2 separate regions of the Homo sapiens genome follow, and region 1 is linked to region 2. Evidence: read pairs that join two places in POLR2A ChIA-PET (ENCODE). Cell type or tissue: PC-9. All regions are shown on one strand. Each heading gives the region's core, and the rest is flanking DNA. Links, peaks and the distances in the headings are about the cores only. Region 1 overlaps CDC25C (cell division cycle 25C). Region 2 holds the start of CDC23 (cell division cycle 23).

Region 1 (11,129 bases), core at 1,330-9,329, 96 kb before region 2:
CTGGGTGCGACAGAGCAAGACTCCATCTCAAAAAAAAAAAAAAAAGAAAGAAAGAAAGAAAGAAAGAAAGAAAGAAAAAGGGACATAGGTGTTTGGGAGGATATTATTTTTGACTTTACCCTGAGTAACTGGAGAAATGGTGACAACAGTATAATGAATTTGAAAAGAAGGGTGGATTCAGCGGGAATAGATGTGTTCTGTTTTGGACATTGAGTTATAGATGCTAAGGAGGAAATTTAGATGGAAATACTAAATGAGGAGTTGAAGCTATCAGGATGAGAAATGTACATTTCTGGGGCAGCTGTATAGAGGAGAAAATGGAAGCTAATGACTCTAAGTTTAAAGTGAAGAGAAAGGCTGGGAAGAAAGAGCAGTAGCCACTGTGGGACTGATAATGAAGTAGACACATATAGGAATAATATTAGCCAGGAATCAGAAAGGAGAGATCTAGGACACAAATACAGGTGGCACATTTATATATTAATTCTTTTTATACATTTTTTGTTATGGTAAAACAAAATTTACAATTTTAATCATTTTTAAGCATACAGTTTAGTGGTATTAAGTGCCTTCATTTTATTGTGAGTGTACTTACCCATCTCTAGGATTTTTTTATTACCCCAAGCAGAAATTCTCTCTTTTTTTTTTTTTTTTTTTTTTTGTGAGATATAGTCTTGCTCTGTCGCCCAAGCTGGAGTGCAGTGGCGCAATTTTGTCTCACTGCACCTCCACCTCCTGGGTTCAAGTGATTCTCCTGCCTCAGCCTCCCGCGTAGCTGGGATTCCAGGCATGCCCCACCGTGGCCGGCTAATTTTTTTTGTATTTTTAGTAGAGACAAGGTTTCACCATGTTGGCCAGGCTGGTCTTGAATATCTGACCTCAGGTGATCTGCCCTCCTCAGCCTCCCAAAGTGCTGAGATTACAGGTGAGCCACTGCACCTGGCCCCCAAGCAGAAATGCTGTACCCCATAAACAATAACTCCCCATCTTCTCCCCCTTCCCCAGCCCCTAGTAACCACTATTCTATTTTCTGCCCTCTATGAGTTTGCTCTAGGTACCTCATATAAATGGAATTTTATCATCCTTTTATCTCTGGCATATATCTCATAGTGTAATGTTTTCATTGGTAATCAGTGTTGTAGCATGTATCAGAATTTCATTCTCTTTAAAAAAAATCAGTTTTATGTTAAATTGTAAAATGCACATAACCTTTATCATCATAACCATTTTCAAGTGTATAGTTTAGTAGTATTACATACATTCCCATTGTTGTGTAACCAATCTCCAGAACTCTTTTAATCTTGGAAAACTGGCACTCTGTGCCCATAAAACAACTTCCCATTTTCCCCTTCTCCCAGCCTCTGGCAACCACCATTCTACTTTCTATAAATTTGATTATTCTAGATATCTCTGATAAGTGGAATGATACAGGGTTTTTTTGTTTTGTAACTGGCTTATTTCAACTAGCATAATGTCCTCAAGCTTTATCTATGTTGTAGCATGTATCATAATTTCATTCCTTTTTATGGCAGAATAATATTCCATTGTATGTATATATCACATTTTGTGACATTTGGGTTTCCATCTTTTGGCAATTGTGAATATTGTTGCTATAAAAATTGGTTTACAAATATCTGTTTGTGTCCTTGCTTTCAGTTCTTTTACTTTTTTGGAGACAGGTCTCACTCAGTTGCCCAGGCTGCAGTGCAGTGATGTGATCATGGCTCACTGCAGCCTTGAACTCTTTGGCTCCAGCAGTCCTCCCTTCTCAGCCTCCCAAGTGACTGGGATTACAGGTGTGAGCCACCACACCTGGCCCTGCTTTCAGTTCTTTAGGGTATATACCCAGAAGTAAAATTGCTGGGTCATATGGTTATTCTGTGTTTAATTTTTTAAGGAACTCTCATACTGTTTTCATAGCAACTGTTCATTTTACATTCCCACCAGCAATGCACAAGGGTCTCAGTTTCTCCATATCATAGCCAACACTTGTTATTTCCTGATTTTGATACTATCCATCTGATGACTACGAAATGGTATCTCATCGTAATTTTAATTTGCATTTCCCTAATGATTAGGGATGTTGAGCACCTTTTCATATGCTTCCTGGCCATTTGTATATCTTCTTTGGAGAAGTGTCTATTCAAGTCCTTTGCCCATTTTTTAATTGAGTTGTTTCTTTTGTTGTTGTTGAGTTGTAGTTCTTTATATATTCTGGATATCAATCCCTTATCAGATAAATAATTTGCAAATCTTTTTTCCTATTCCGTTGGTTGCCTATTCACTATGTTGATTGTGCCCTTTGTTGCAAAAAAGTTTTTAATTTTGATGAAGTCTAATTTATCCACTTTTTTTGTTGCTTGTGCTTTTGGTGTCATATCTGAGAAATCATTGCCAGATTCAATGTCATGTGCCTCCCCCAACCCCCTCCCCTTTTTAAAAGAAAATAGTAGGGACAGGGTCTCACCCAGGCTGGAGTATAGTGATGCGATCACATAGCTCACTGTAACTTCAAACTCCTGCCCTCAAGGGATCCTCCCACCTCAGTGTCCATAGTAGCTAGTACTACAGGCATGCACCACCACACCTGGCTAATTTATTTTTTGTAGAGATAGAGATGAGGTCTTGCTGTGTTACTCTTCTGGTCTCAAAATTCTGGCCTCAAGCGATCCTCTTGCTTCAGCCTCCCAAGGTGCTGCGATTACAGGTGTGAGCCATTGGGCTCAGCTCCCTATGTTTTCTTTAAAGAGTTTTATAGTTATAGCTCTTAAGTTTAGGTCTTTGATTCATTTCGAGTTAATGTGTGTATATGGTATAAGAGAAGGCTTTAACTTTGCTCTTTGGGACAAAGAACAAAGCAGTGTTGGCTACAATATGGAGAAATTGGGACCCTTGTGCATTGCTGGTGGGAATGTAAAATCCAGTTGTCCCACCACTAATTGTTGAAAAAACTCTCCTTTCTTCATTGAATGGTCTTGGCACCCTTTTCAAAAATCATTTAACTATATATGCAAGAGGTTATTTCTTGGCTGTGTTCCATTCCATTGGTCTATATGTCTGTCTTTATGCCAGTGCCACACTGTTTACTGCAGCTTTGTAGTAAGTCATTTTATAAATCTTTAATTTCACAAATCATCCTTGAATATATTCTCCTTTATGGAAAAGTTAAAACATAACAGCTAAGGATAACTAACCCTATCTGACCACCATTCGAAGTCCCTATTGAAGGAAAGGGCTCAGTGGGAAAAGTTAAGAGCATGTGAGTCAGTGGAGCGCAGTGGTCTGAGAAGTAGCCTCTGGGGCCAGACTGCCTGGATTCATAGCTTGACTCTGCCACTTTTAGATATATGACTGTAGGTGAGTCATATGATCTCCTTGTGTTCAATTTCTTGGGTTGTTGTCAGGATCGAATGAGTTAATTACACATAAAACATGTAGAGCAATACTTATCAATTAATAGTACTTAACTATTATTGTGTAGTGTAAGTGCTTAATTATTGTAGTATACGACTAAACTATGTGGAGTTATGAAGAAGGCTGATAGGTGAGGGGATGCTCAATGGCCTTGATGTCCTCCGCAAAGTAAACATTGAAGTAATCTGATGATTCAGAGGAGAGTGCGAGGCGAGAGTCTTAAAAGTGTGTGAAGAAGGTTATAATTGACTTTTGGAGACTGTGGAATTACTAAAAGCCTAGTAAGATGATATTTGTAAGGTCCTATGAGGGCATTATCAGGTAGACATGCATGGCACTTGTTCGAAGTGTCTTCCTACAAGAATGTTCTGGCCTGGAAGCGAGATTGGAGACTTTGGAACTCCAGGGATGATAGTAAGGGTTGAAGATTGCCAATGGTGGATGAACAAGGGGTTGAGGAAGAATAGGTATGGTGAAGGCAGCAGAAAAGTCGACGATGATTCAAAGCCTGGCTAAAAAGCCAGATATCATTAGGTGGACTCAGTAAAGTAAGAGCAGTAATGTGATTGAAAGTTGCTGAGAAGGTAGAAAGTGGCTGGTTTAGAAAGTTTTGAGAGCTAGGCTGGGAGCAGTGGCTCATGCCTGTAATCCTAACACTTTGGGAGGCCGAGACAGGTGGATCACTGGAGATCAGGAGTTCGAGACCAGCCTGGCCAACATGGTGAAACCTCATCTCTACTAAAAATACAAAAATTAGCCGGGTTTGGTGGCAGGTGCCTGTAATCCCAGCTACTTGGGAGGCTGAGGCAGGGGAATCGCTTGAACCTGAGAGGTGGAGGTTGCAGATCACACCACTGCACTCCAGCCTGGGTGACAGAGCGAGACTCCATCTCAAAAAAAAAAAAAAAAAATTTTGAGAGCCAGGGGAGGTTTTAGTTAGTTTGAGGGCATGCCATGTTTGAGCTCTTGATAGTATAATAATAGATGATGATTGCAGTTGTTTTTATTTTTATTTTTTTATTTTGTTTTCTTAAATTCCCCTCACCTCCCCCCATCGCCCTTTTATTTTGAGACGGAGTTTTGCTCTTGTTGCCCAGGCTGGAGTGTGATGGTGTGATCTCGGCTCACTGCAACTTCCGCCTCCAGGGTTCAAGAGATTCTCCTGCCTCAACCTCCCAGGTGGGTAGGATTACAGGTGCCCACCACCACCCCCAGCTAATTTTTTGTATTTTTAGTAGAGATAGGGTTTCACCATGTTGGCCAGGCTGGTCTTGAACTCCTGATCTCAGGTGATCCACCTGCTTTGGCCTCCCAAAGTGCTGGGATTACAGGCGTGAGCCACTGTGCCCAGTCAAATTTCCTGTTTTAAGAATGAAGTATTTTTATGTTTTTTTTTTTTTTTTAATACCAGTTTGTTGAGAGCCTGATGTGGAGTTCTAGAGAAGCTTAGTGGAAGTATTGTGAAGTCATGCTCTCCAAAGTGTTGTCAGTGGACATTGTAAGAATGTGGAAAATACAATGGGTTTTAGTATTGAAGACAGTACAGAGACTAGAATGGAAAGGAAAAATGAGGGCCACGCAATAACAAGAGCTCCCATTTATTGACTACTTAGAGTATAGTAGGCACCATGTGCTAAGCAGTATACATCCATAATCACATTTCATTCTCATATCCACCCTGAAATATGACTGTTGTCTCCCTTTGAGGGGAGCCCATTGGGTCATGAGGTAAGGTGTGATACCCATGGTTACATAGTTAGAAGCAGCAGAGCCAGGGTTTAAACTAAGATCTACCTGACCCCAGAGCCTGTTTTTAGCAATTTTCCCAGGTAATTCTGATATACACTAAATTTTGAGCGTTATGTTCTATAACATAGTATTAAGTCCTATTTTATTTTTAATTTCATTGGTTTGTGGGAAAACAAAACCAAGATACAATCTGAAGAAGGCAGGATGGGTGTTGGGAGAATTGACAGTGACCTTCCTAAAACATAAAACAGTTTTGAGGACTTGCTGATAATGGGCAGTAGATCTATAGAAAAACAGTGAGTTGGGAATAGTCGGCATGGGGAAAAGGTTTCTAGGGCTTCCGAAAAAAAGAGCAATGTAAAATGAAGATTTAGGATCACTTTTACAAATATGTTAGTCTTCACATTTGCAGAATGTTGTAATTAATATAGTTAAGTCTCAGCTGGTATTAACTTAGCAAATTGAATTTAATGTTAATTTAAAAAATCCTTTTATTTTCTATTTCATTGTTGAAAACTTGTCTAAGTTATGTTGATCTGCTTTTATGAAATTAAGTACAGTACAGTGAACATAATTGAATCTTTCTCTGGTGATTGAAGATCTTTCATAGTCTCAGAAATATCATTCTGAATTGCATAATATAGACAGTATAGAAGCATGGACTTAAAATAGATTGACCCCAGGAAATATTCTGGAACAGGTTTTCCCAACCCGTGGGCCATGGATCAACACAGGTCCATGGCCTGTTAGGAACCGGGCCGCACAGTAGGAAGTAAGAGGTGGGCCAGGCCAGCGAGCATTAACACCTAAGCTCTGCCTCCTGTCAGATCAGTGGCAGCATTAGATTCTCATAGGAGGCAAACTCTTTTGTGAACTGCGCATGCGAGGGATCTAGGTTGCCGGTTCCTTGTGAGAATCTGAGAATCTAACTAATGCCTGATGATCTGAGGTGAAACAGTTTCATCCTGAAACCATATCCCCACCCAGATCCATGGAAAAAAATGTCTTCCACAAAACTGGTCCCCAGTATCAAAAAGGCTGGGGACCACTGCTCTGAAAGTTTTGTTTAGGTGGAAGAGTGGCATAGGGCTATGAGTATTTATTTGATTTTTGTTTTAAGAGACAGGGTCTTCTATATTGTCCAGGCTGATCTCAAACTCTTGAGCTCAAGTGTTCCCCCTGTCTTGGCCTCCCAAAGTGCATTTTGATGGTCTTTGAAAAATATTTGGACAATAGAGCCTTGACAGAAAATTTAAATAATTAAATAAAAAATGTTTTAAAATTGTCCTTTTATGGGCTCATTTTCTTAGATTGTAACTCTTATGCAGTCATTTTCTCTTTCTTTTTTTCCTTCTTTCTCTTTTTCTTTTTTTTTTTTTTTTTTTTTGTGGCAGTCTCAGTCTGTCTTCCAGGCTGGAGTGTAGTGGCGTGATCAGGGCTCACTGCAGGTCACAACCTCCTGGGCTCAGGCGATTCTTCCATCTCAGCCTCCCGAGTAGCTGGGACTACAGGCACATGCAACCATGCCAAGCTAATTTTTGTAGAGACAATTTCACCATGTTGCCCAGGCTGGTCTTAACTCCTGGGCTCAAGTGATCTGCCTGCCTCACCCTCCCAAAGTGCTAGGGTTACAGGTGTGAGCTACCATGCATGGCCATAAAGTCATTTTTGATTGATGGCCCATCCTATAAGAATATGCATAGCAGTAGGTTTTAGGTTACAAAAGGGATAGGGGGCTGGGCACGGTGGCTCATGCCTGTAATCCCAGCACTTTGGGAGGCCGAGGCAGGCAGATCCCTTGAGGTCAGGAGTTCGAGACCAGCCTGGCCAACATGGCAAAACCCCGTCTCTACTAAAAATACAAAAATTAGCCAGGCATGGTGGCATGCACCTGTAATCCCAGCTACTAAAGAGCCCGAGGAAGGAAAATCACTTGAACCTGGGAGGCAGAGATTGCAGTGAGCTGAGATCGTGCCGCTGCACTCCAGCATGGGCAACAGAGCGAGACTCTGTCTCAAAAAGGAAAAAAAAAAGAAAAGGAATAGGGATTTTTTTTTGTTACTGTTTTACCTCTTTGATGTTAAATGGAAAAAAAAAAAATAGGCCAGGCACATTGGCTCACGCCTGTAATCCCAGCACTTTGGGAGGCTGAGGTGGGCAGATCACCTGAGGTCAGGAATTTGAGACCAGCCTGGCCAACATGATGAAACCCCGTCTTTACTAAAAATACACAAATTAGCTGGGCATGGTGGTATGCACCTGTAATCTCAGCTACTTGGGAGGCTGAGGCAGGAGAATTGCTTGAACCCGGGAGGTGGAGGTTGCAGGGAGCCGAGATTGCGCCACTGCACTCCTGCCTGGGTGACAGAGTGAGACCCTGTCTCAAAATATAATAATAATAATAATAATAAACGGAAATAAATAGATACTTGTATAAAGCAGTGACCTCCTTGGAGATTGTCGTAACCTTAGTGATTTTTCATTCATTTCTTTACTTAAAAAATATTTATTGAGTACTTGCTACATGTTGGGAAGTGTGCTAGGCACTGGTGATACGATGGTGAACAAAACAGACTAGAATTTATATTCTTGTCAGGGATGCATCAAAACAACAAAAATTTTTTTCAAGTTAATAGATATTCTAGTTAGAGTTCTTGGTTGCAAATAATAGAAACTGATTCTAGTTTCCTCAAGCAGAAAAGGGATTTTTCTGGAGGGTACTGAGGAACTCAGAATTACAAGGAAGGCTGGAAAACAAAGTAAGGCCCAGCCAAAATACTATTCCAGGAACATTGAGCTCAGGATGCCACCACTTGCTGGCTAGACACTCAATGCCACCGTTACTGGCACCCTGCCATGGAACATGATCAGGCTTGCTGCTAGATAGACTGTGCTGCTCATGGATATTTGCTACCACCTAGTATATTCTCTACTGTGATGCAGCCACCATAAAAAGTCTGGACCAACCCTTTGCTTTTTGAGCTTCTTTAAGGTTGAAAATCCCAGGCAGGAATATCTAGTTGGTCACAAGGGCATGGAAAAGGGAATATCTGTCTCCCATTGGCCACCTCATGAGGAGGCAGGACTGCCTCTCTAACTTTAGATTTTACTGAAACAGTATGTTAGGCAGCCAAATTGTAAATGTCTGCCATAACAGACAAAATAATTTAGATTTTGGGCTGGGTGTGGTGGCTCACACTTGTAATCCCAACATTTTGGGAGTCTGAGGCAGAAGGATAGTTTGAGTCGACAAGTTTGAGACCAGCCTAGGCAACACAGTAAGCCCCCATCGCTACAAAAAAATAAAAATTAGCCAGGCATGGTGGTGTGCCCCTGTAGTCCTAGCTACTCCAGAGGCTGAGGTGGGAGGACTGTTTGAGTCTAGCAGTTCAAGGCTACAGTGAGCCATGATCATGCCTGGGCAATCCAGCCTGGGTGACAGAGCAAGACCCCATTTCTAATAATAATAATAATAATTTAGTAATTGCAAATAGTCCAAGTGTAATGATGGAAACAAAATGAGGTCTGAAATAGAGGCTAACAAAAGGAAATCTTTAAATGGAGAATAATAAGGGAAGATCTCCACAAGTGGGAGATATTTGGTTAAGAATCGGGTGATGAACTCTCTGTTTGCCTGGGACTAGAATGTTCTAGGATATGGGGCTTCCATTGCTAAAGCTGGGAAAGTCCCGGACAAGCTGGTATTAAGTTAGGGCCACTCTAATTGTGAAGGAATCATATATGACAAGAGTAGAGGCAGGAGCATTTCATGAAGAAGGAATGTTGCAGGTACAGAGGCCCCAGGTGGAAAAGGTCTTCACATGTTGGAGGGACTGAGAAGTCAGTGAATGAGAGGAGTGTTATGTGAGCTGGGAAAGAATAAGTAGTCAGGAGGTAGATCACGCAGGGTCTTTAGGCTATGGTGAGTGTTTGGATTCTATTCTAAGTACAATGAGTTGCTACTGAAGGGAGGGCTTTAGGCAGGGGAATAATATGGTCTGATTTGTTTTGTGAAGACCACTCTTGTTGATGGATGGGGAACAGATTAGAAAGGATTAAGAGTTGGAAGTCAACGGGTGGTTTGGCTTTCACCTGTAATCCTGTCAATTTGAGAGGCTGAGGCAGGAGAGTTGCTTGAGCTCAGTAGTTTGAGACCAGTCTAGGCAACATAGCAAAACCTCATCACTACTAAAAATAAAAAAATGTTAGTTGCATGTGGTAGTGCATGCCTGTAGTCCCAGCCACTTGGGAGGCAGAGACAGTAGGATTGCTTGAGCCCAGGAGGTCAAGGCTGCAGTGAGCCATGATCGTGCCACTGCATTCCAGCCTGGGCAACAAAGGGAGACCCTGCCTCAAAAAGGAGAAAAAAAAAAAAAGAGTTGGAAGCAGGTAAGAGTAGGAGCCATTGTGTTAGTCCTAGCTACAGTTGGTGGTAGCCTGAACTAAGGTGTTGACTATGGAGACAGAGAAATGGATGCATTCAAAATATATTTTGTCTGCCTGCCTCAGCAACATGTCTCTACAAAAAAAAAAAAAAAAAAAAAAAGCCAGGCATGGTGTGTATGCCTGTAGTCCCAGCTACTCAGGAGGCTGAGGTGGGAGGATGGCTTGAGCCCAGGGGTTTGAGGCTGCAGTGAACCACGATCACACCACTGCTCTCCAGCCTGGGCAACAGAGCAAGACCCTGTCTCAAAAAAATTAAAAAAGTAAAAAGATACATAGATATATATATTTTGGATAGAGAATCAACAGGACTTGAAGGGTTGGGTGCAGGCTGTGAAGGAAGGATGAGATCAAGGATGACTTTAGTCATATGCAGTTTGAAGTGTTTTGTTGTGAAGAGAAAACAGATGCTATCAGAAGAAAACTGCCTTCTTTTCTCACCAGATACAGCAATCAATCTCCTTTTATACCCATATAATCTGCAGTCGCTCTTGCCACAGAGCACGAAGTGTCCCTGCTCCTATCTAAAGCCCTTCCTTCACACTGTGTCCTATTCATTCATTCATTCATTTATTCACTAATGCCAGAGATACAGTAGTATCTGAGCTTACATTCTAGTTATGAGGAAACAGACAGACAAATACATTTGTAATATGGCAGATGGTAAAAATACTATGGTGAAAAAGCAAAGGGAGATTATAGGGAGTCCCTGGATTGGAGTAGGGCAGGGTGAGAGTTGTTATTTTTGATAGGTTGCATAGGTCAGAGGAGACTTATTTGAGAGTGACGTTTGAGCAGACATCTGAAAGAGCGAGGAAGCCAACAAGCAGATGTCAGGAGGAATGAGTCATTCCCAGCAGAAGGCAAAGCAAGTGCAATGCCCCTGAGGTGAGTATGCTTGGCGTGTTTATGGGACAGCAAGAAGGCCAGTGTGGCTGAAGCGGAGGGAGCAAGTGGAGAAGGGTAGAAAATGAGGGCAGAGAGGAGTTAGCAGAAGGACAGATCGTGTAGGGCCTTGTAGGCATTTGTAAAGACTGCAAAAACCGAGTCAGATGGAAGCATCTCCTCATGTGTACTACTGCAGTATTTCCCCACTCCTATATTACCAATTTTCCCTTCTACTAGAATAAGAGTTCTCAAATTTTTTGGTCTTAGAACTCCTTTGTAATCTTAAAAATTACTTACAACCCCTTGCCTTACACCTGAGCTTAGAGAAAAGCATTCAGCTTTTTATACATTGAGTATGATGTTAGCTATACATTTCTTGAGAAGCCCATCATCAGGTTGAGGAAGTTCCCTTCTATTTCCTAGTTTGCCAGGAGATTTTAGCAGGAACAGGTTTTTTGTTTTTGTTTTTGTTTTTAAAGAGACATGGTCTCACTCTCTTGCCCAGGCTGGAGTGCGTGGCACAATCACAGCTCACTGCATCCTCAAACTCCTGGGCTCAAGAGATCCTCTTGCCTATGCCTCCCCAAGTAGCTGGGACTACAGGCAAACACAGTCACCCCTGGCTAGTTCTTTTT
Region 2 (10,977 bases), core at 2,978-10,977:
ATAATGGTGGAGTTAGAGTTTGCCTTTAGGTGGTGTGGCTCAGAGCCCACATTCTCTAGCTCTGCACTCTGTTCTTTCCCAATAAAGAACTCTTACTTGTTGGGAGTAGGCCCCCCAAAATCTGGCCATAAACTGGCCCCAAAACTGGCCATAAACAAAATCTCTGCAGCATTGTAACATGTTCATAATGGCCCTAACGCCCACGCTGGAAGGTTGTGGGTTTACTGGAATGAGGGCAAGGAACACCTAGCCCGCCCAGGGTGGAAAACCGCTTAAAGGCATTCTTAAGCCACAAACAATAGCATGAGCGATCTGTGCCTTAAGGACATGCTCCTGCTGCAGTTAACTAGCCCAACCTATTCCTTTAATTCGGCCCATCCCTTCGTTTCCCATAAGGGATACTTTTAGTTAATTTAATATCTATAGAAACAATCCTAATAACTGGTTTGCTGTTAATAAATACATGGGTAAATCTCTGTTCGGGGCTTTCAGCTCTGAAGGCTGTGAGACCCCTGATTTCCCACTTCACACCTTTATGTTTCTGTGTGTGTGTCTTTAATTCCTCTAGCACCACTGGGTTAGGGTCTCCCCAACCAAGCTGGTCTTGGCATTACTAATATCACCATTGTATCTCTACAAAGAGAGAAGAAAGGCAAAAAGATAACTAATGTCAGCTTGGAAATGAAAAACCTTTGAATTAGGCAGAGATTGGTGGTGCTGGAGGGTCAAGGAAGTAGAGTTCAAGGGTTTACAAAGGAGTTGAGGAGTCTACATCATTAAAGTTGGTAATTATGGCTTTAACTTTTTTTTTTTTTTGAGATAAAGCCTCTCTCTATTGCCCAAGCTGGAGTACAGTGGTGCGATCTCAGATCACTGCAACCTCCGCCTCCCAGGTTCAAGCGATTCTCCTGCCTCAGCCTTCCGAGTAGCTGGGACTACAGGTGTGTACCACCACACCCAGCTAATTTTTGTATTTTTAGTAGAGATGGGGTTTCATCATGTTGGCCAGGATGGACTTGATCTCTTGACCTTGTGATCCACCTGCCTCGGCCTCCCAAAGTGCTGGGATTACAGGCGTGAGCCACTGTGCCCGGCCAGCTTTCACTTTTTAAACGTTTAATACATAAGATAATTATTTAAATATTTTCCTCCTGAAAAAAGGGACAGTTTAAATCTTGAGGGAATGAGTCTGTGATGCAGTTCCTGATGATTAGACAAGCATGAAACAGTTTATTACTCAGCTGAACACGGGAGGTCTCTGTGGTAATTTTGACTTGATTTTCTTTCTTTTTTTTTTTTTTTGAGACGGAGTCTCGATCCGTTGCCCAGGCTGGAGTGCAGTGGCACGATTTGGCTCACTGCAAGCTCTGCCTCCTGGGTTCACGCCATTCTCCGGCCTCAGCCTCCCCAGTAGCTGGGACTACAGACGCCTGCCACCAATGCCTGGCTAATTTTTTGTATTTTTAGTAGAGATGGGGTTTCACCGTGTTAGCCAGGATGGTCTCGATCTCCCGACCTCGTGATCCACCCGCCTCGGCCTCCCAAAGTGCTGGGATTACAGGCGTGAGCCACCGCGACCAGCCTGACTTGATTTTCTAAGTCACATACATATTAAAAATTTATTATTAGTGGCAGGCTTGGTGGCTCACACCAACTTGGTGAAAACCTGTCTCTATTAAAAAAATACAAAAACTAGCTGGGTGTGATGGCTCACGCCTGTAATCCCAGCTACTCAGGAGGCAGGAGAATCACTTGAACTGGGGAGGCAGAGGTTGCAGTGAGCCGAAATTGTGCCATTGCACTCCAGCATGGGCAACAAGAGTGAAACTCTGTCTCGAAAAAAAAATTATTAGTAGCATTATTGACTAGTACTCCAGTATATCAATGTATCACCGATTATCCTAAGATTTACCCATTAAAAGATATTTGGGGGCTGGGCACAGTGGCTCACACCTGTAAACCCAGCACTTTGGGAGGCCGAGGCAGGTAGATCACTTGAGGTCAGGCAGTTCAAGACCAGCCTGACCAACATGGTGAAACCCCCATCTCTACTAAAAATACCAAATTAGCCAGGCATAGTGGCACATGCCTGTAATCCCAGCTACTCGGGAGGCTGAAGCAGGAGAATCACTTGAACCTGGGAGGTGGAGGTTGCAGTGAGCCGAGATTGCACCATTGCACTCCAGCCTGGGCAACAAGAGCGAAACTCTGTCTCAAAAAAAAAAAAAAATTTGGGTTGTTTTACAATTATTGGTGATTATGAATAAAGCTACTATAAATATTTGCCAAAAAAAAATTACCTGCAATGGATAATGGCTAAAGACCCCAAGCATAAGAAACCCTGATGTTGAAATACTACATAAGGAGGAGCTTGCAAATAAGAATCCTGTAAATTTTCCTTAAAGTACTCTTCAACATATCTGTGAGTTGCATTTATTTAATCAAAAATCTTATCTAGCAGGGCAAGAAATCTTAGGGAACCACAGAAAACAATGGTACCAACAGAAAATATTGTCAGGGGCTGGAGGGAGAGGAGAATGGAAAGTGACTGGTAACAGATATGGTGTTTCTTTCTCAGGTGATGAAAATGTTCTCGAATAGGATAGTGGTTGATAATTGCGTAATTATGTTAATATACTAAAAACCATTGAATTGTATATATCAAAAGGGTGAACTTGGCCAGGCCAGTGGCTCACACTTGTAATCCCAGCTACTCTAGAGGCTGAGGCAGAAGGATCACCTGAGGCCAGATGTTCCAGACAAGCATGGGCAACATAGTGAGACCCTCATCTCTAAAGTAAAGAAAATTAGCCAGGCTTGTTTGTACCTGCCTGTAATCCCAGCTACTTGAGATGCTGAGGCAGGAGGATCTCATGAGTCTAGAGTGACAGAGTGCTTGTTCTATTCAGTTGAGTATTATATGCTTTAAATATTATGGTTTTTTGTTTTGTTTTATTTTGAGACAGAGTCCTGCTCTGTTGCCCAGGCTGGAGTGCAGTGGCACGATCTCAGCTCACTGCAAGCTCTATTTCCTGGGCTGAAGCAATTCTGCCTCAGCCTCCTGAGTAGCTGGGATTACAGGCACACCACCATGCCCAGCTAATTTTTGTATTTTTGGTAGAGATGGGGTTTCTCCACGTTGGCCAGACAGGTCTCGAACTCCTGACCTCAGGTGATCTGCCTGCCTCAGGCTCCCAAAGTGCTGGGATTACAGGCATTAGCCACTGTGCCCGGCCAATTTATGGTACATTCATATAATGGATTATCATGCAGTTATTAAGTATCACGATTTAGAAGAATATTAACTTGGGAAAATACTTAGAGTGAATTATCAAATGACAAATGTGGGCAGCACTGCAGTATGAAGCTATGTACACAGATGGATGGAGAAACACAGAAACCAGTGATTTCCTTTGGGTGGGAGTTAGTGTTCTACATATTTTTCTTTCTTAAAAAAATTAATTAATTAATTAATTATGTTTGAGACAGAGTCTCACTCTTGTCCAGGCTAGAGTACAGTGGCACGATCTTGGCTTACTGCAACCTCTACCTCCTGGGTTCAAGCGATTCTCCTGCCTCAGCCTTCGGAGTAGCTGGGACTACAGGTGCATAATACCACACCCAGCTAATTTTTGTAGTTTTAGTAGAGATGGGGTTTCACCACGTTTGTCAGGCTGGTCTCCATCTCCTGACCTCAGGTGATCCATCCATCTAGGCCTTGTTGGTATTACAGGCGTGAGCCACTGCGCTTGGCCCATATTTTTCTTTTCTTTTTTTTTTTTTGAGACCGAGTCTCGCTCTGTTGCCCAGGCTGGAGTGCAGTGGCGTGATCTTGGCTCACTGCAAGCTCCGCCTCCCGGCTTCACATGTTCTCCTGCCTCAGCCTCCCGGGTAGCTGGGACTACGGCACCCGCCACTAAGCCTGGCTTTTTTGTATTTTTAGTACAGACGGGGTTTCACTGTGTCAGCCAGGATGGTCTCGATCTCCTGACCTCGTGATCCACCCGCCTCTGCCTCCCAAAGTGCTGGGATTACACGCGTGAGCCACCACGCCCACCTCCCATATTTTTCTTTATAGTTAATGTATTCTTCAAGTTTTTGCCATTGACATTACTTCTTTTTTTTTTTTTGAGATAGGGTCTCTGCATCCAGGCTGGAGAGTGCAGTGGTGCAATCATAGCTCACTGCAACCTCAAACTCCTGGACTCAAGTGATCCTCCCACCTCAGCCTCCCGAGTAGCTGGGATGACAGGCATGCACCACCATGCCTGGATATATATTTTTTTAATTTTTAATTTTTATAGTAGTAGTGATAGGGAGGTCTTGGTATGTTGCCCAGGCTGGTCTTCAACAGCTGGGCTCAAATGATCTTCCCGCCTCAGCCTCCCAAAGCACTGGGAATATAGGCCCGCAAATTGATTTTTTTAAAGGGTAAAATGGGCTGGGCATGGTGGCTTATGCTTGTAATCCCAGAACTTTGGGAGGGCAAGGCGAGAGGATCATTTAAGCCCAGGAGTTTGAGACCAGCCTGGGCAACATAGGGAGATTCTGTCCCTACGAAAATTACAAAAAAAAAAAAAATTAGCTGGGTGTCGTGACACACACCTGTGGTCCCAGCTACTTGGGAGGCTGAGGCGGCAGGATCACTGGAGCCCAGGAGTTTGAGGATGCAGTGAGCCTTGATCGGGCCGCGGCCACTCCAGCCTGGATGACAGAACGAGACCTTCTTTCTTTTTTTTTTTTTTGAGACAGAGTCTCGTTCTGTCGCCCAGGCTGGAGTGCAGTGGCGCGATCTCTGCTCACTGCAAGCTCCGCCTCCCAGGTTCACGCCATTCTGTCTCAGCTTCCAGAGTAGCTGGGACTACAGGTGCCTGCCACCACGCCCGGCTAATTTTTTTTTTTTTTGTATTTTTAGTAGAGACAGGGGTTTCACCGTGTTAGCCAAGATGGTCTTGATCTCCTGACCTCGTGATCCGCCCGCCTTCGCCTCGCAAAGTGCTGGGATTACCGGCGTGAGCCACCGCGCCCGGCCGAGACCCTTTCTTAAAATAAATAAAATAATAAAATAACAATTTAAAAATAGATAACTTCTATATAACACCCAGTGAATGACAAAATGGTTTCAAAAAAAATTCCCGAGGGGTTGGTAAGATAGTATACTACTATGAAAGGATAAAAACCAAAAAACGCCGAAAATGTTCATGTAATGTTTAAGAACATTGGGCTTTGGAGTAAAATCTGGTTTATAGTCTAGACTCTCTCCTTGGAAGAGTGATAGAACTTCTCTGAGCTTCCGTTTTTTCTTTTTTTTCTTTTCTGGTTTTGTTTTTTTTTTTTTTTTTTTTTGACGGAGTCTCGCTCTGTCGCCCAGGCTGGAGTGCAATGGCACGATCTCGGCTCATTGCAACCTCCGCCTCCCAGGTTCAAGCGATTCTCCTGCCTCAGCCTGCCGAGTAGCTGGGACTACAGACACGTGCCACCACGCCCGGCTAATTTTTATGTATTTTTAGTAGAGACGGGGTTTCACCGTGTTGGCCAGGATGGTCTCGATCTCCTGACCTCGTGATCCGCCCGCCTCGGCCTCCCACAGTGTTGGATTACAGGCTTGAGCCACCGCGCCTGGCCGAGCTTCCGTTTTTCTTTCTATAAAATTGGGATGATACGAATATCATAGTGCTGTTTTTAGGATTAAACCAGATTATAGTTGTAAAAGAGCAGAACCTGTTGTAGGATAAACCCTCAATAAATGTGAAATGTTAACAATTATTGTTAAATAAATGTTACAGAACAATGCTCTCACCCCCACCTCCCCGGGCTACCCGGGGTAAGAAAGGGTAGACAAAGAGGAAAAATCCTCCACATGGGGCGATACATCCTCCTATTTTAAGGAAGAATCCAGAGGCTACCATGCATCTTTCCTAGCATATACATCACTTTGTCATTATCTGGTACAGAGTCGGCCCTGAAACTACACCCTTTCTATTTTTCATCCAATCACATCACCCGTGAAAGGCACTCTCCCTTCTCCACCCTTTCTTGCCCCTACTCCCACCCCTAGCTTCCCAGTTTACTTTTCCCAGTCACTCATTCCCCTCTTCCCCGCCCCGCCCAGAGGTCGTGGCTTCTCCCTCGCCCCGCCTATTTTCTAATTTTCCCGCCTCAGTAGCTCTTGGCCATTTGGGGATGTAGTTGTTTCTTTTCCCCCGCCTCTTCGTGACGTTTCAGAAATAAGACCTATGATTGGTTTTTCCGGAGCAAGAGCCGGCCAATGACAGGCAGATATTTTTGGTGCAGATGGGCAGCCAGTATTATCGCCGATGATTGGCTGGAGTGGCCCGAGTCGGGAAAATGGCTGCGAGTACCTCCATGGTCCCGGTGGCTGTGACGGCGGCAGTGGCGCCTGTCCTGTCCATAAACAGCGATTTCTCAGATTTGCGGGAAATTAAAAAGCAACTGCTGCTTATTGCGGGCCTTACCCGGGAGCGGGGCCTACTACACAGTAGCAAATGGTGAGATGTTGGAGTGGGAAGGGACGGGGCTTGGATCCTTGGCCTTGGGGGGCTTGTCGAGCTGATCTAGTTTGTGTGGGTGTTCCAGGTCGGCGGAGTTGGCTTTCTCTCTCCCTGCATTGCCTCTGGCCGAGCTGCAACCGCCTCCGCCTATTACAGAGGTAAGGACATGTTTACAGTGAGCGCTCCCCATCAACCCAGGGGTGTGCCTCAAGAGCCACTGAGTGCCCTGTCACTGGAGGAGAGCAAACTGCTTAGCAGAAATGTTTGTAGAGGGAATTCAGGCATTCAAAGAGCTGAGTGTTTTAAATGATTTTATCCATTTAGTTTTCTTGAGCTTTGAAAGACTTGGTGGTGCTCTTATTTAAAGCTGGGGAGAATTAGTAAACAATTACTGCTTATGATTTCAGCCTTTTAGGGCTTATAGCCAAACCTAGACATAAGAGTGCCTCATAATAGTAAATATTATTATAAGGAATTATTATAAGGATATCTCATAATAAATACCCAAAAGGATGAGAAGAATCAAAAGTTTTGGTCTGGCGCGGTGGCTCACGCCTGTAATCCCAACACTTTAGGAGGCCGAGGTGGGCGGATCACGAGGTTAGGAGTTCGAGACCAGCTTGGCCAACACGGTGAAACCCCGTCTCTAGTAAAAATACAAAATTAGCCGGACATGGTGGCGCGCGCCTGTAATCCCAGTTACTCGGGAGGCTGAGACAGGAGAATCGCTTAAACCCGGGAGGCGAAGGTTGCAGTGAGCTGAGATCGCGCCATTGCACTCCAGCCCGAGGGCAGAGCGGGACACTGTCTCAAAATAAATAATAAATAAATAAAGTTTTTACAATACCTACACTGTTGTCTGATCAGCATAGCAAATAATGGTTAAGTTTGGGTGCTGGATTGAGACGACTCTGGGTTCAAATGACCTTTGGCAACTTAACCTTCTGAGCCAGTTTCCTCATCTGTGCAGTGACGATAGTAATAGTATCTACTCAATGGGGATATTGAGAGAAGTCAATGAGATAATAATATAGACCGCTTAGAAGTGTGCCTGGTGCTTGCATCTATATTTCGGTCAAGTTCTTTATTAGCAGCACCAATGTGGGCAAATGATTTCTAAGTGACAGCCTTCTCATCTATAGATAATGTTAATAATTGCTGCATTTTCAAGAAGATTAAATAAAGCAATAAGGGTAAAGCATACGGTATACTCTTAGGTAAATTTTTTGAGTCAATGCAGTTTATATTTGTCTCATTAGCTTTTACTCTTGTGCCCACTTTCATAATGCCTAGGCCCATCGTTGGTCCTGAATAGGATAAATAATTGTTTTTGTTGTTTAAATTTTAGATTCAGGGGTTACTTGTGCAGATTTGCTACATGGATATATTGTGTGATTCTGAGGTTGGGCTTCAGTTGAACCCATCATCCAAATAGTGAACATAATACCTGATAGACAGTTTTATTTTATTTTACTTTTTTTTTTTTTTGAGACGGAGTCTTGCTCTTGTTGCCCAGGCTGGAGTGCAATGGCATGATGGCTCACTGCAACCTCTGCCTCCCGGGTTCAAGCAATTCTCCTGCCTCAACCTCCCGAGTAGCTCGGATTACAGGCACCCGTCACCACGCCTGGGTAACTTTTTGTATTTTTAGTAGGGACAGGGTTTCACCCTGTTTACCAGGCTGGTCTGGAACTCCTGACTTCAGGTGATCCACCTACCTTGGCCTCTCAAAGTGCTGGGACCTGGCCAGATAGTTTTCACCCTTTGCTTTCCTCCTTCCCCACTCTTGGAGTCCCTGGTGTCTGTTGTTCCCATCTTTAAGTCCGTGTGTACCCAGTGATCAGCTTCCACTTGTAAGTGAGAACATGCTGTATTTGGGTTTCTATTTCTGTGTTAATTCACTTTGGATAATGGCCTCTAGCTGCATCCATGTTACTGCAAAGGACATGATTTTGTTCTTTTTTATGGCTGTGTCGTATTCCATGGTGTATATGTACCACATTTTCTTTAGTGCACCATTGATGGGCACCTAGATTGATTCCATGTCTTTGCCATTGTGAATAGTGCTGTGGTAAACATGCGAGTGCAGATGTTTTTTTGGTAGAATAATTTATTTTCCTTTGGGTATATACCCAGTAATGGGATTGCTGAGTCAAATGGTAATTCTGTTTTTAGTTCTTTGAAAAATCTGTGAACTCTGTTAGTTCAGAGGCTGAACTAACTTAACAGTTCCATCAACAGTGTATAAGTGTTCCCTAAATAGGATAAATAACTATTGAATGAGTAAATAAAGCATATTTATTGAGAAGTAGAGCCTCAGTAAATATCACCCTCTCCTGAGGGTTTGTATTATATACAGGGATTTTACAGACATTGCAGAAACCTGACCATTATTGAATTATTGTAAAGTATTAGCTATTGGTTTGTTGAATAGCTTTCAGTTTGCTGTGAGAATGATTGATTCAGCAGCCTCTTTACCAATTTGTTGTGTACTTAGTGTTTTCAGGTCTTCTCTAGGGACTATCTCTGAAAAACCCCAGAGTAATGTTTTGATCTAAAGTGTAAACTAGAGTAAACCTTAAAACTGTGATTTATTTACTTTATTTTGTTTATTTATTTTTTTGAGATGGAATGTTGCTCTGTCACCCAGGCTGGAATGCAGTAGTTTGATCTCGGCTCACTGCAGCCTCTGCCTCCCAGGTTCAAGGGATTCTCCTTCCTCAGCCTCCTGAGTAGCTGGGACTACAGGCGTGTGCCACCACACCCAGCTAATTTTTTGTATTTTTAGTAGAGATGGGGTTTCACCGTGTTGGCCAGGCTGGTTTGAATTCCTGAACTCAGCTGATCCACCCACCGAGGCATCCCAGGGTGCTGGGGTTACAGGTGTGAGCCACCGTGCCTGGCCAAAACTGTGAATTTTTTTTTTTTTTTTTGAGACGGAGTCTTGCACTGTTACCCAGGCTGGAGTGCAGTGGCTCAATCTCGGCTCACCGCAACCTCCACCTCCCAGGTTCAAGCAATTCTCCTGTCCCAGCCTCCTGAGTAGCTGGGATTACAGGTGCATGCCACAACACCTGGCTAATTTTTTTGTATTTTTAGTAGAGAGGAGGTTTCACCATGTTGGCCAGGCTGGTCTCGAACTCCTGACCTCAAGTGATCCACCCCTCTCAGCCTCCCAAAGTGCTGTGCTGGGATTACATGCATGATTCACTGCTCTCAGCCATAACTGTGATATTTAAAGTTATTAAAATGCAAGAGTATTATGCTTGCTCAATCTACGTAGTAGATGTTTGTTATAGCTTACTCTCAATTTTTTTTTTTTTTTGAGACGGAGTTTTGCTGTATTACCCAGGCTAGGGTGCAATGGCCCAATATCGGCTCACTGCAACCTCTGGCTCCTGGGTTTCAGTGATTCTCCTGCCTCAGCCTCCCGAATAGCCGGGATTACCGAATGTGCCACCACGCCTGGCTAATTTTTGTATTTTTAACAGAGACGAGGTTTCACCATGTTGGCCAGGCTGGCCTCAAACTGCTGACCTTAGGTGATCCACCCACCTCAGCCTCCCAAAGTGCTAGGATTACAGGTGTGAGCCACCACACCCGGCTTGCTTACTCTCAGTGTTTTATAAACATTACCAAAGAAGCATGTCATATAAGGCCTTAAACTCGTTATCCTTTGTCTTGGACTTAAAGCTTTTCTTTTCTTTTCTTTTCTTTTTTTTTTTTTGAGTCTCACTCTGTTGCCCAGGCTGGAGTGCAATGGCATGATCTCCACTTACTGCAACCTCCACCTCCCAGGTTCAAGTGATTCTCCTTCCTCAGCCTCCCAAGTAGCTGGGATTACAGGTGCTCACCACCACACCTGGCTAATTTTTTGTATTTTTAGTAGAGATGGGGTTTCACCATGTTGGCTAGGCTGGTCTTGAACTCTTGACCTCAGGTGATCCACCTGTCTTAGCCTCCCAAAGTGCTGGGATTACAGGCATGAGCCACCACACCTGGCCCTGAAGCTTAGCTTTTCTGAATATAAGATGTGACTAGGACCAATTGTGGCTTCTTGGTTTAAAAACTCAACCTGGCTGAGCATGGTGGCCCATGCCTGTAATCCCAGCACTTTGGGAGGACTGCTTGAGGCCGGGAGTTCCAGACCAGCCTAAGCAACATAGTGAAACTATATCTGTACTAGAAATACATGGTGGTGCGGTGGCACGCACCTGTGGACCCAGTGACTTCAGAGGCTGAGGTGGGAGGAGGATCACTTGAGCCCAGGAGGCTGAGGTTGGAGTGATTTGAGATTGCGCCACTACACTGCAGCCCAGGAGACAGAGTGAGATCCTGTCTCAAAACGAAACAAAACTCAGCCAAATGCTAAATGCCTCTAAATTACATGTAATTTTCAGTAGAACATTCCAGATTCTTCCCATAAGCAAGAATGAAACAGAAAAATTTAAGATTATATAATCCA

The links. ChIA-PET counts read pairs that join two places held together with the same protein. Peaks named below come from ENCODE experiments on the same cell type or tissue, not always from the same donor. Only the 100,000 strongest peaks of a DNase experiment are listed, where the experiment ranks them.
Region 1: POLR2A ChIA-PET joins it to region 2 with 14 read pairs; 7 of 35 experiments call an interaction of 5 or more read pairs at or near these places.

What each region holds. Positions count from the first base shown.
Region 1 is chr5:138,302,912-138,314,040 of GRCh38, reverse strand. The region is part of intron 7 of CDC25C (cell division cycle 25C); the gene reads left to right. Among named protein-coding and RNA genes, the nearest start is that of CDC25C, 23 kb to the left of the region's middle. RefSeq lists a silencer at 6,582-6,757. In PC-9, for the core only: no CTCF peak of the experiment used is centred there; no DNase peak of the experiment used is centred there.
Region 2 is chr5:138,208,684-138,219,660 of GRCh38, reverse strand. CDC23 (cell division cycle 23) reads left to right here and starts at 6,338. Exons shown (of 16, transcript NM_004661.4): 1 at 6,338-6,509; 2 at 6,598-6,670. The coding sequence starts at 6,349. RefSeq lists an enhancer at 6,027-6,321. In PC-9, for the core only: no CTCF peak of the experiment used is centred there; a DNase peak (open chromatin) is centred at 6,230; H3K4me3 peaks cover 2,135 bases.